Regions from separate parts of the Homo sapiens genome. Here region 1 is linked to region 2. A link is an interaction called in ENCODE POLR2A ChIA-PET data of the cell type or tissue named here. Cell type or tissue: HepG2. All regions are shown on one strand. Each heading gives the region's core, and the rest is flanking DNA. Links, peaks and the distances in the headings are about the cores only.

Region 1 (2,912 bases), core at 109-2,608, 61 kb after region 2:
AATTAGCTGGGCATGGTGGTGCACACATGTAGTCCCAGCTATTAGGGAGGCTGAGAGGTAGTAGGATCACTTGAGCCCAGGAGGTTGAGGCTAAAGTAAGCCATGATCATGTCACTACACTCCAGCCTAGGTGACAGAGTGAGACCCTATCTCGAAAAGAATGAGTGAGAGATTTGCATACATCATTCCAGAATGATTCATAATACAGAATATGTTCACCAACATTTTTATTTATATTACATAAATAATCTTCTTTATGTTTAGCAATATATTTTCCATTGGTTGCTTTTGAGTGGTAAATTCCTCTTATTACATTTAAAATATTTGACTCACAAAAAAATTAATTAACATGTACCTTTTTAAGAATTTTATTCCATAGCTCAAACCAGCATTTTCCTAAATTTGTTCTATGTAAGGTTAGAGTTACAAGATATTCTGCCTCAAATAAGCAGGTTATGTTTAGGAAAGGCTATATCCCTTGTGGAAATTAAAGGCTTCTCAGTGTTCTCCGATTAACTGATCAAAGGTAAATGAAGTGTGCTCCAGGAAATGCCTTTTTAATGAAAATTCATTGATATTTGTATAACTCTGATAGAAAGTAACGGATTCAAAAACAGAGAGCTCGCCAGGTACAGTGGCGAGCTGTAATCCCAGCACCTTGGGAGGCCAAGGCAGACGGATCACCTGAAGTCAGGAGTTCAAGACCAGCCTGGCCAACATGGCGAAACCCCATCTCTACTAAAAATACAAAAATTAGCCAGGTGTGGTGGCGGATGCCTGTAATTTCCAGCTACTTGGGAGGCTAAGGCAGGGAGAATTACTTGAATCCGGGAGTGGAGGTTGCAGTGAGGTAAGATCGTATCACTGTACTGCAGCCTGGGCGATATCCTGCACCCATGGAAATAAATGAAAGAGCTTCCATTTGCTGGGACAGTTGTGATCTCCTCATCTTCCAGTGAGACCAGTAGTGGCCACGTGGCCACTCTACACTCCTTTTTTTTTATGAGATGGAGTCTCACTCTCTCTGTCACCCAGGCTGGAGCACAGTGGCACAGTCTCGGCTCACTGCAACCTCCCCCTCGTGGGTTCCAGCAATTCTCCTGCCTCAGCCTCCTGAGTAGCTGGGATCATACATGCGCCACCACGCCCAGTTAATTTTTGTATTTTTAGTAGAGACGGTGTTTCACCATGTTGGTCAGGCTGGTCTCGAACTCCTGACCTCGTGATCCGCCTGCCTCGGCCTCCCAAAGTCCTGGGATTACAGGTGTGAGCCACCGCGCCCGGCCACTGTACACTCATTAGAGACCAGAATTCAAGCATCTGTGTGAGGTTGGATATGTAATTGTCAAAGTCCTTTTCAACCTTGAGACTCTGAATTTTAATTGAGAGCATTAAAAATCTTGTTTTAGATCCAATCACTCCTTTGCCAGCATGGAGCAAGTCATCCAGGTGTCAGTTGCTTCATCTGTGAAACAAAGGGTCTTTGTCTGAGGCCAGGGTTGTCATCTGATGCTGGGTCACAATCTCTAGATCCCCTTGGGGTCCCGCCCAACAGTGACATACTCATGCCCTATTCTTTCTCTTTATTGAGAAGGAAATAGTATAAGCAAACAAAATCATCAAGAGTTGCTTACATATGCACACAGAACATGCACCAAACAGCTGGAAAACAAAGAAAGTAGGTGAAAGGTGAAGTTGTTTTGCTGAATGGGTGTCAGAGGTTGGTTTACAAATCCACAGGGAGGACCAGAGCTCCGCTGATGCTAACACTTGCTCTGAAAAATCTGTTCGCAGAACTCCTAGCGGCCCCGCCTCCCTCCCCACAGCTGGCTTCTTCTGAAAGGCCTAGAGGCAACTAAAGTCTGAGTTTTTATGTTTTGTAAGAAAACAAAGGGAAGTCTAAAAATGTAAAAAAAGAAAAAAGAAAAAACCTTCAGCTGTTCCAATGTAGCCCCACGAGATTGGTTTCTCTGAACTCTGACGGGTCTTGTTGTTTTGTGTGTTCCTCAGAGCCCAAAGAAAACCAACTCCAGGCAGGGTGCAGTGACTCTCGCCTGTACTCCCAGCACTTTGGGAGACCAAGGTGGGTGGATCACCTGAGGTCAGAAGTTTGAGACCAGCCTGGCCAACATGGTGAAACCCCATCTCTACTAAAAATACAAAAAACTTAGCTGGCCGTGGTGGCAGGCGCCTATAGTCCGAGCTACTCAGGAGGCTGAGGCAGGGAAATTGCTTGAACCCAGAAGGTGGAGGTTGCGGTGAGCCGAGATCACGCCATTGCACTCTAGCCTGGGCGACAGAGACTCCATCTCAAAAAAAAAAAAAAAAAAAGAGAAAACCAATTCCATTTTCCTCTTTCTTCCTGGTGTTGAATGACAAAGGGAAGCTAAGGGGCGTTTTCTTCTATCTGGCATACTTTGCAATGTAGAATAAAATAACTTTGAGTTGTGGTCGCTTCTTGAGGTGACCCTCCACCCATCCTCCAGGCAAAATATCACAAAGACCAACAAAACCTGAAACTGAGAAAGATACAGAGCTGATTCCCTGGCTGACTCAACGCCCTGAGACAGGCACTCGCCTCTGAAACCTTCAGGGCTCCTCACTAACTGCAAGACCATGCTCACTGCTCATGTTTGAATGAAGTATACAAATTCAATAAGCAGTCTATCATTTTTGGTGGAGTGACAAGGTCTATTGTTCCCTTGGTGCTGTGTCTCTTTCCATAGAGGCTATAACTTTAACCTACTATAAGGTTAGTTGGTCCTGTCACTGTAATTTCTTTGTGTCTATTTTAGAGAGAACCGACCATGCTTGTGTTATTTGTAGTGTCTGAGGCAGAGAATGGCTCTCCCCAAGCCCCAAGAACCAGCGTAGGACAGTTCTTTTTTTTTGAGACAGGATCTTCACACTGG
Region 2 (2,912 bases), core at 102-2,601:
TCAAAACTTTACTGTGAGTTCCAAGCCAGAGGCTATAGGCCTGGAGACTCTAGAGCTGGTGTCTCTCCTCTATATACTTGTTCTTCAACTTCTCAACAGGCGCAAAGCCTTCTATTTAGATGAGACACCCAATGGGGCTACCCCAGGCCCCAGAGGTGAGGAAGACAAAAGGAAAAAGAGGTTCTCATGGCGAGTGTGATTTGTTCTTTCTGGAGTTGCATTACCAAGAAAGACCTTCCTAAGGTACCTGAAACTTGGAATGTACCAGAAAGTGGGAAGAAGGAAGCATGTTGTCACATTGGCAAACTTAGATACGTTTTTTTAAATCTGGAAGGACATGTAAATTCATTGTAATATCTTTTTTTTTTTTTTTAATGGAGATGGAGTCTCGCTGTGTTGCCCAGGCTGGAGTGCAGTGGTGCGATCTCTGCAACCTCCACCTCCCGGGTTCAAGCAATTCTCTTACCTTAGCCTCCCAAGTATCTGGGACTACAGGATCACACTGCCACGCCTGTCTAATTTTTTTGTATTTTAGTAGAGAGGGAGTTTCACCATGTTGCCCAGGTTGGTCTCAAACTCCTGAGCTCAGACAATCCGCCTGCCTTGGCCTCTCAAAGTGCTAGGATTATAGGTGTGAGCCACTGCGCCCGGCCGATTGCAATATCTTTAAGTTGTGGGATTATGGATAATTTTTAAGTTCTTCTCTGTAATTTTTTATATTTATGATGTGTTATAATGACTATACATTGCTTTTCTAATCAAAAGGTAAAGTTATTTTAATATTCCAAAAAATTATTTAAAAATCCCAGGAGCACACCAGGTTGAAATCCAGTGAGAATCTCATGAGAAACATTTCAACAGGGTCAAAAATCTGGGTAATCCTTAGCTAATCTAAGTTTGTTTTCTTGACCTGAACTCTACTCAGAAAGAGCTGACATCTGACAAGCCCAATATTTTCCTGGCCTGCTCAGTCACGTGACCCATAAATTTCATTTGTCCAGGCACTCCCTGCTCTCCTGGGAATTCCTGTGCCTTCTACAACGTTAAAAGCAGCCTCTAAGCTGCTGTGTACCTATTTTTCCCCTCCATTTGGTCAAAGGTTCTCTTTTCCTTTCAAGATCAAGTTTCACTCTTGTTGTCCAGGCTGGAGTGCAGTGGCTCCATCTCCGCTCACTGCAACCTCCGCCTCACAGGTTCAAGGGATTCTGCTGCCTTAGGCTCCCGACAAGCTGGGATTATAGGCCTCTGCCACCATGCCTGGCTAATGTTTTGTATTTTTAGTAGAGATGGCATTTCATCATATTGGCCAGGCTGGTCTCGAACTCCTGACCTCAGTTGATTCACCCGCCACGGCCTCCCAAAGTGCTAGGATTATAGGCGTGAGCCACCGCACCTGGCCAAAGGTTATCCTTTCAAAGGCCATAGACATGGTTCTGCAGAGCAGTAGTCAGACCTGGATTAGGCTTTGCTCCCTACCTGAGCTAGGATTAGGTATGAAAGTTTTGTCTATTAAAGGGAGGTAATCCTATCTATGAGAGAAGAAGGGATTCTGTGCTATTCTGCTCACTTACCTCTTACTCTCCCAAGGGGACTAAAAGCTAATCTGAATTGTATACAGTGGCTGGGTCTTTCTGTTAGTGATAAGGACTCCAGGTTCTCCACTGACTATTCACAGAGAAAGTATGCAGACTTGGCCAGCCTTTTATGTTATTGTCATGATGTCTGTCCTTCATCCACAAGGAAATTTCTTGTAAGGGATGTATGTAACTTTTTTAAATCTTCGTAGCCATGTTTTTTAGAAATAGACTGGGATACAGGTTTGCCCTAAGCAGTTCCCAGCTTACTTTCCTCTTTGGCTCCCCACATTCAGCATTTCCCAAGATCCATTCCATACATGTTGCCCTGGTTCCAGTTAGCCAGCATCTACTGGCTAACTGTAGAAATAATGTATGTACATTATTTCTTCATGGAGTGAGTAGATTGGTGATTCTCTTCTCCTGCTCCTCTTCCCTGGAGCAAAAGTAGTCTGAGAAGCAGGCCTTTCCTGGATATGGAAGGAGGGCAGCCATCTTGCACTTATTCCTTGATTTCCTGCCAAGTAGCTGGTCAGAGTTGTGGCATCCTAAGATTTGTGTTTAAATTCAGGGAGAGGAGGCCAGGCACAGTGGCTCATGCCTGTAATCCCAGCACTTTGGGAGGCTGAGGCGGGCGGATCACGAGGTCAGGAGATTGAGACCATCCTGGCTAACACAGTGAAACACCATCTCTACTAAATATACAAAAAATTAGCGGGGCGTGGGGGCAGGCACCTGTAGTCCCAGCTACTTGGGAGGCTGAGGCAGAAGAATGGCATGAACCCGAGAGGCAGAGCTTGCAGTGAGCCGAGATGGTGCCACTACACTCCAGCCTGGGCGACAGAGCGAGACTCCATCTCAAAAAAAAAAAAATTTAGGGAGAGGAAAAAAGACTTCAAAGGCCTTGCCTTGCCTGTATCATGGGAATCTGTACTAGGTTTTTGGCATAAGCTTAGATATTTCCTTTATGTTATAGAATCAAGACATGCTTACAAAATTTCAGACAATGTCACCTTAATCTATTAACCCCCACCACTACTCCTTATAATACCTGACTTAACAGACGTACAGAGAAGACTAAATGAAACTTAATGGGAAACAGTAGCTAAGGAGTCAGGTACATAGTAGACTTAATATCAGGGAACTTTTTCTTTCTCTCCTCCTCTTCCTTCTTCTTCTTCCTGATCTTAGGGCCCTTCATCTAATAACTATAGAATTTATAACACTGAATTATAAACACCTAACTTACTAGATTATGAGTGCCTAAGAGGACCAAGCTGTATTTGTTTTATGTTTTGTTTTGTTTTGTTTTTTCGAGACAGAGTCTCGCTCTATAGC

Evidence for each region. Peaks named below come from ENCODE experiments on the same cell type or tissue, not always from the same donor. Only the 100,000 strongest peaks of a DNase experiment are listed, where the experiment ranks them.
Region 1: POLR2A ChIA-PET joins it to region 2 with 7 read pairs; 11 of 35 experiments call an interaction of 5 or more read pairs at or near these places.

What each region holds. Positions count from the first base shown.
Region 1 is chr9:105,136,911-105,139,822 of GRCh38, forward strand. The region is part of intron 3 of LOC105376197 (a long non-coding RNA gene); the gene reads left to right. Among named protein-coding and RNA genes, the nearest start is that of SLC44A1, 110 kb to the right of the region's middle. RefSeq lists enhancers at 558-1,537, 1,538-2,517, 2,518-2,912. In HepG2, for the core only: no CTCF peak of the experiment used is centred there; a DNase peak (open chromatin) is centred at 1,611; H3K27me3 peaks cover 126 bases.
Region 2 is chr9:105,075,894-105,078,805 of GRCh38, forward strand. No RefSeq gene overlaps it. Among named protein-coding and RNA genes, the nearest start is that of CT70, 86 kb to the left of the region's middle. In HepG2, for the core only: no CTCF peak of the experiment used is centred there; no DNase peak of the experiment used is centred there.